Regions from separate parts of the Homo sapiens genome. Here region 2 is linked to region 1. Evidence: chromatin contacts called from ENCODE Hi-C data. All regions are on one chromosome and are shown on one strand. Each heading gives the region's core, a stretch centred on a gene start or an enhancer-like site at or near the end of the contact. The rest is flanking DNA. Distances are from core to core; before and after follow the strand shown. Region 1 holds the start of FAM227B (family with sequence similarity 227 member B). Region 2 holds the start of FBN1 (fibrillin 1).

Evidence for each region. Hi-C counts contacts between places; a loop is a spot of excess contacts on that map. Pooled maps may share reads with other maps.
Region 2: a loop to region 1 is called in a map with no recorded cell type, with 24 times the contacts of the local background. The contact joins the promoter of FBN1 here to the promoter of FAM227B in region 1. A Hi-C loop is called at or near these places in 3 of 37 single-sample maps with no recorded cell type and 4 of 50 pooled maps.

Annotation. Positions count from the first base shown.
Region 1 is chr15:49,619,135-49,622,747 of GRCh38, reverse strand. FAM227B (family with sequence similarity 227 member B) reads left to right here and starts at 1,930. Exons shown (of 16, transcript NM_152647.3): 1 at 1,930-2,048. It overlaps DTWD1 (DTW motif tRNA-uridine aminocarboxypropyltransferase 1), which reads right to left and starts at 1,700. Exons shown (of 5, transcript NM_001144955.2): 1 at 1,626-1,700. RefSeq lists an enhancer at 1,469-1,588.
Region 2 is chr15:48,643,482-48,647,350 of GRCh38, reverse strand. It overlaps FBN1 (fibrillin 1), which reads left to right and starts at 1,642. Exons shown (of 66, transcript NM_000138.5): 1 at 1,642-1,776; 2 at 2,401-2,745. The coding sequence starts at 2,582. FBN1-DT (FBN1 divergent transcript) reads right to left here and starts at 1,546. Exons shown (of 2, transcript NR_183872.1): 1 at 521-1,546. RefSeq lists enhancers at 1,478-1,567, 1,080-1,604 and silencers at 1,678-1,757, 1,798-1,977, 2,388-2,517, 2,618-2,667.

The DNA.
Region 1 (3,613 bases), core at 681-3,180:
CTACATGATCAGGGCATCTGTCCTAACCGAGCCAACAGCCTGCCTCGACTGTGAGAAAATCATTGCAAATGATTTTATTGCAAATGGGGTTATTTAAAATTTTTAAAACATACTTGTTAACATCAAATATGTGCAAGGAAGTACAATTTGAGTCATGGGGGCTAAAAAGACTTAGAAAACATAAAGACTGTTCCTAAGGAACTAACAATTTTAACACCTTGATGGTGCGTCCATCATTCTGGAACTTAAGGCTAAAAATACATTAATTTTTTATTCCTCCTTCTACCCAATTTCCACCCCAAATTAATTATACTCACCAAGTTGCATCTACCTTGTATATAATCCTCTATCTTCACTCTCAAAGTCAGGATTCTAATTCAGTTCCTTATTAACTCATAGATGGGCCACAGCAATGTCTTAAACCTCTTTGAGTACTTATTATTAGTTCCACATATTTGACATGGAAAAATGCATTTATTGTGGAGGTACTTTAGTGAATCTATCCCCTCCAGCATTCAACTCTGTAAGAGCAGATTCCTTCCCTGATCTCACCTATTCCTGATTCTTATGCAACAGCAGGAACTCAACAAACACTTGTTAACTAAATCAAAACCATTCTGCAAAACACATCCAGTAAGCATCTCACTACTGAAGTATCTGACAAACTACCTTTATGGGCCGTCTGCAGCCTAGCACAAGTGGCAGGCTGGCAATTTTTTTTTCTCCAAAATAATAACAAAAAGCTTCTACCTCTTCCATTATTGTAAGCTGACTCACCTCCCAATGGAACACTATACAGACTCCCCTGTCCTATATTGTGGACCAATTCAGTATTAGAAAAAAACCACTTCCAATTTTCTTTAGAGTGTTTTTAAGAACTTGGTCACATAGGACCTACAGGTCCAACATTCATTTTTCATAATCCAAGGTAGTAGTACCCTTTTTCATATAGGATCAATGGCCTCTCCCACACCACCCGCCATATGGTAACAAACTGTCTTGCCTTCGTTTTCATGGTGCACTGGGTTAGTCCTTACATGCTGCGATCTACAGTATTGATTTTACCATCCAACTTTGTGGGCCTGGCGACTGAAAATGTTAATATACTTCCTTATTTGTCCTACATTCCCAATAAATAATTTAGACGTAAGAAACAGGCTCTTTTGCTTATTATGTAACCACAACCTCAATATTTTAAATACACTGCATGGCATCACTAATTCTACGTCTGTACTACGCTTCCCCTTCCGTGATAACCAAACCCCCACAAACCACTCCAAATACTAAAAATAAAATAAAATAAAGTATGGGGTTCCTAGGGAACTGACTTTGCCAGGACATACTTTTCGTTGGGGCGGAATGCACCGAAAATCATTGGTAGGAAAAATAATTTTTTTTTTGAGGAAAAATTTGGAAACCTTTTTCCCAAAGGGCCCGCAAGATCCTAAAAAAAGCAAGAGACCGCGCAGAAACCGAGGATCCCCCTCACAGGCGACACCCAGCGCGACCTCCGCTAGGGTCCTGACAAAGAATGTCCACTTCCCGCGGCCGCACCTCTGGGGCCAGACCACTGGTCTCCAGAGAGGCGCGGGGACCTCCACCAGGGATCGGAGTGGTACTCAGACCTGCACACCCGCGAGTCCTCGAACAGCTCCACACGTCTCCAGCTCCGCCCGAGCCCGAGCCACGCGCCGGGCCGTGATCGCGCACGGACCAGACGGAGCGCTTTCCGGGAGACACCAGAGGGAGGAGCCAGGCAGTTACTAGCGTCGTTGCTAAGGCAGGGGCCGCGCACACCGCACACCGCGCGGCTTAAGCAACAGGCTGGGACGACAGCGGGGGGGGGGTTAGACGGGAAGTTCCGCCTCAGCCTCTCAATCAGCGGCGGTGTCGCACTTCTCCCGAGAGGCTCCGGCGAGGGGCAGGGCCGCGTTCGTCCGGGACCCGCCTCAAGCCTCGCAGCCTTTCACCCAGTTTCCTCCCGATTCTTGCTGGGACAACAAAATTGGGAAGCGGTTCTCGAAACATACTGTCAAGGCGTAGTTGCAGTGAGTTGTGAAGAAATGTTGATCCCAGAGAAAAGTTTGCATTTTGCCCACCTCAAAGATATTTTGATTGTGAGAACTTGGTTACATTAGTCTTTCGTGGCTATATCAATATCATTATTTCGTGTGCTGTGTGGTAATGAAAGCTATTAGAAAAATCATTTGTATCTTAATGATTTAGTTTGCATAAAAACACGCATATAGAGTTAAGAGTACTTTGTGTTTTTCCACTTTGAAGTATAATATGTGGATAAGTTATTAGAACATTTGTCCGTGCCTCTCCCCAAACAATGCGCAAACGGAAGTGCACTCTAACAACTAAGATTTTAAAACACAATGGTCAAATGTTGAGCAATGTTTTATTGACTACTCTGAATTTATCAAGTGGTAGATAAAGGACATTACAATGCCCTAGAAGTGCTCACGATATCAAGTAAAGCATGTTAAATTCAAGTACAGAAAATGCAATATTCTTACTACTGAGATAAAAAATGGAATTTAATAAATTACAGGAATTTCAAGAAAGCTGAGAATGGAGTGGTCAATAAAGGCTTCTTTTTCGGACTTGGGTAAGGCCTTGAAGAATGATTTAGGTTTAGGACAGTGTTTTTCAACTGGAAAGGGGATTGTGTGGGACCCATTAGTGGAGGTCTTGACCCATTTGTAAGCAAGGAAATCTCTTTAAACTTAAAAAAAAGAAACAATATAGATTGGAAATATCAGCGCATGTAAGTAAATTTAGTGTTAGTTAGTAAAGTACTGCTTTATGGAGCTTTTAATTGTATATATGCGTGTATGTGTGCACTAGGGCTTGTTTGTAAAATGTATTTCTTACTGTATTTCAAACCTTAAAAAGTTTGAAAGCCAGTGATTTAGGGAGAAAGGTGAATTTTCTGGGTAGGGAAAGTAGAATAGCAAAGTCTATAAGCCAAGAAGAATTCACAACCATTTTCCTTTTTAGTTTAACTCTAAATTTTATCAAAGTAGTTAAATTGCACAGATTAAAAAGCAAATAATACTACTTGTTAGATTGAGCATTGGGTTGCTATCGTATGTAATAAATTACTCCAAAATATGGTGGCTTAAAACAACCATTTTATTATGTTCACAGGTGGTGTTGTCAATAGGGCATAGTCATCAGCTTTTCTTTGGTAACTCAATTAGAAAGACTAGAGTGGGCATGCTAGCAGAGCTTCTGTAACTATATGGCCGGGGTTTCCTCACAGTATGGCAGCAAGGTAGTCAGACTTCTTAGCTTAAACTCAGAGCTCCAAAGGGAGTGTTGCAATGAACAAGGCAAAAATTGCCTGACCTTTTCTGACCTTGCCTCAAAAAGTAACGCGGTGCTACTTCCCCCACTTTCTTTTGCTTACAAATGTGTCAAAGTCCTGTTCCATTTTAGGAAAGGAGACATAGATCCCTCTTCTCAAAGGATTGGCAAAGATTTCTTGTCCATGTTTTAAAACCAGCATAGTGAATTTACTTCTGTAACAGAAAACCCCAAAATATCGGTGGTTTAATACACTTTTTTTTTTCCTCACAAAAGATCCATTGTGGCTATTTCTAGG
Region 2 (3,869 bases), core at 393-2,892, 980 kb after region 1:
TGACTACCTGCTGTGTGAGGGGAGACACATTTCTGCCCTTTTCACTAAATTGTTGAAGTCAGTCGTGTTCAAATTGTTGAACCTGCCTTGTTAAAATTGTTGAAGTCTAGTTCAACAATGCACTAAGTAGTACACAGTTCGTGCTCAGTAAAAACATCTTGAATGAATGATCTCCTTTACTCAGCCAGGAGTGTGTGACCAAGGCTCTCATTCATGAATCTGCTAAGAGACCTTTTGCAGGTGAGACCTTAAAGTACACCACATACATACTTACAGGACTATGGCTTTAGATCAGCTCATAGTTCCCACAGTTTTTCTGTTTCATCTTCATGTATCACAGCAGTTCAGCATGTCCATCATCACCATTACAACCCTGTGTGGTGGACACTACAAGTCCCATCTTGTATTTGGAAAGAAGTTGAATAACTTGCCCAGGTCTCTCTACCCTACTGTCTGGGCCCCTTTACAAACGGTTACAAATAAGGAAAATCCCTTTCAACAAGATACATTCCCAGGGTACCTGTTTGTGCTGAGCTTTTATTATTGGCTTGACAGCAGGCTGGTGGCTGCTTGCAGGGGATCTTCTGGGGGTCTCCAGTTACAGCAGCCAGGACCCAGTGTGCGACTTCAGGCCTTCCTAAACTGTTACAGGGTGCAGGCATCATTGGGCATTATCCATATAAGGATGCCACAAATACTATACCTTTCAAAGCCACTAAATTCACTGTGCCGCGCATATCCTGGGGAGAGGCAGCTGTGTGTGGGGGAGGGCGAGGGGACCGGGAGGGTGTAAGTAGAGTCCTCCAGATGAACCCCAGTCTTAATCTGGGCTGGGCAAGAGGACCATCCCTTCACCGCTCCCATCCTACATCCTAGGTTCCAACATTTACAGGCCCCTGGGTTGGACACCGACTTAGAGAGAGCACCCTGGATTCAGGCCTGGGTGGCTTGAATTGAGCCTCAGAAGAGCCGCGTCTGGAGTGGGCTCTCGACACCCAGGGCAAGTGGGGGCGGCAGAGCCCTCTCCTCGGTCGGCACAGCAGCCTCTGCCGCGGTCCCGGCCTGCGACGCGCCCAGTCTTAGCCTCCCGGCCTCCGGCGTCTGCTGAGTGTCCGGCGGGAGAGGCGCAGGGAGCGCGCTACCGGGAGGCGCGGGCAGCGGGGACTGGTTTTCTCTCGGGCCAGGGCCTCCGGGGCAACCGTCTCCAGCGCGCATTCTTGGTGCAGGTGGAACAGCTTTCTGCTCCGGTAGGGCTTCACCTATCGCGGGAGAGGTTAATCTCGGATCTAAACCTCGCAGCCGCAGAGCGGGCTAAAACCGCTACTCCACCTCTTCCCATTTCTCCCCTCCCCACCTCAAGACAAAAAGTCCCAGGCCGGGCAGGACCTGATCACCTCTGCCTCCTCCCACTGCGCTAATCCTGCGAGCGAGAGGCCCCGCACCGAGGCGGAGGCTGGCAAAGGGGAGTGGAAAGGGAGGATGGATGGGGCCGGGGGGTGGGGTGGTGATGAGGGCGACGAAGGAGGGGGTGTCATTTTCTTTTTCTTTCTTTTTTTAAAAAAAGTATTTCTCTCGCGAGAAACCGCTGCGCGGACGATACTTGAAGAGGTGGGGAAAGGAGGGGGCTGCGGGAGCCGCGGCAGAGACTGTGGGTGCCACAAGCGGACAGGAGCCACAGCTGGGACAGCTGCGAGCGGAGCCGAGCAGTGGCTGTAGCGGCCACGACTGGGAGCAGCCGCCGCCGCCTCCTCGGGAGTCGGAGCCGCCGCTTCTCCAGTGGGTGCAGCCGGGGTCCCGACGGGGGTCGGGCGGCCACCGGGGCTGGAGCTGCGGCCACGGAGGCTTTTGCGTTTGCGCCGCGCCGAGGGCAGGGACAGGGACTGGGGTGAGGGGCTGTCCCGGAACGTCCACAGCTGGCGCTGGCCCTCCCCTGCCTGACAGCTTCCTGGCCCGGGGCTCTTGGTGCCGGGCTCCGCGTCAGATGTTCGGGGGGCGGTGGCATCGCCCGGAGTCGGCGGGGACGGCGCGGCTGGCTTCCAGCCTGGCGGAGAGGGCAGGCTGAGGAGTGGGGCGTTCAGAGCGCGCATCGCGCGCAATTCGTGCCGCTAAAAAAAATAAACCCAGAGAGCTCGCCCGGGGCTTAGGACCGCTGGGGATATGGGTACTTTGCGCCGCGCTCTTCTGGCGGGGCCCGGGAGGCCGAGGGATCGGCCGGGGCTGCTGCCGCCGGGGGCCTGGGCTTTCCAGCCAGCTGTGGACCAAACGGTCTTCCCTTACCCAAATTAACTGCGCCACGCGCAGGCGGCGCACGGGTTGGGCTTGGGAATGGGGACCGCGAGGCTTCAGCATCCCGATGCCCTGAAAGTCTCCCCGCCTCGGGGATTTGTCTCTGTGTTGCAGCTGGCAGGGGCCGCCTGAAGTGGGAGCAGCGCCTGGAGAAGGCGGGAGGAGCCCGGCCCGGGGGACGGGCGGCGGGATAGCGGGACCCCGGCGGCGCGGTGCGCTTCAGGGCGCAGCGGCGGCCGCAGACCGAGCCCCGGGCGCGGCAAGAGGCGGCGGGAGCCGGTGGCGGCTCGGCATCATGCGTCGAGGGCGTCTGCTGGAGATCGCCCTGGGATTTACCGTGCTTTTAGCGTCCTACACGAGCCATGGGGCGGACGCCAATTTGGAGGCTGGGAACGTGAAGGAAACCAGAGCCAGTCGGGCCAAGAGAAGAGGCGGTGGAGGACACGACGCGCTTAAAGGGTAAAGGAACCGGTTCCCTCCTTTGGTGTGGGTCTCCCAAGTTTCAAGATCCAGAACAACGGGCAGGATGACTCTCCCTGTGGAAGACTCCTTGGCAAGACCTCCTGGGGGCACCTTAGAGGTGCTAGGGTTGTTTAGTCCCCACCCCGTTCGTGGTTAAACTACCTTGCCCCTACTCCCAGAGATTTCTGCCCCAAAGGAGAGGACGTGGTTAAATGGAATCTTGGGCCATTGTTGAGGCAGATTTTGGGAGGCGAGAAGAGTTCCTTGGGGAAGAAGGGGAGGAGTTGCGAGTGGGATAAGAGGAGAAGCCCGTTCCTTTCCCTGCAATATCAATTCTGGTTGTTTCTAGAGGAAAGTACTTTCCTTGGGGTCATCTTGGTAGATGCTGTATTTGAAAGGGGGCAAGGAAAGGAAGGGATTCCCATGACAGTCAGAGGAGAAATCACACAGTAGTTGACTCTTCCGTAAATTATGCTTATTAAAATTACGGATTGGGTTTTCTGGGCAATGCTTCCTTTAGATGTCTACATTGGAAGCAGAACAGGGCAAGTGGTTCTGAGAACTGGTTTTTTGAGTTGTGTGGGGCTCTCCGTTTCACTGCAGCAGTAAGGCTGCTGTGGCCGGCCTTAAGGGAGTATTTTTAACTAGTGGTGTTTGTGTTGTGTACATGCAACTGACCATTTCACTGGCTTCCCATGCCGCTGTTACAGATGTTTCAGCCGGAAAAATTTTAATTAGACTTGACTAAGGGTTGTCATTTTCCTGTATTGAAGGACAGTGGGAATACATTTCCTTTAAGAGAAATTTGTCTGCAGTTGTTTAAGTTAAAGCCTCCATGGAAACAACAGGATGGACTGTCAGTGACCCCTTTTATCTTCTTGGAGGAGCCTGTTAAATAAATTCAGACAGTATATATAGGGAGATTTTGTATTAAATTCTTACCATTCTCGCTGATGCTCTTTTCCTGAGTGGTTCTGTAGCTTTATTATATAGCTCTGGGTCACCAAGTGATGGTATCCACTTGGATATGTGGCTGTTCATTTCACTTACTCTTTTTTTGTTATGAGGTGTTATAGTCATGTATATGTAGTAAAATTTGTGTTTGTATGGCCCAGATATGA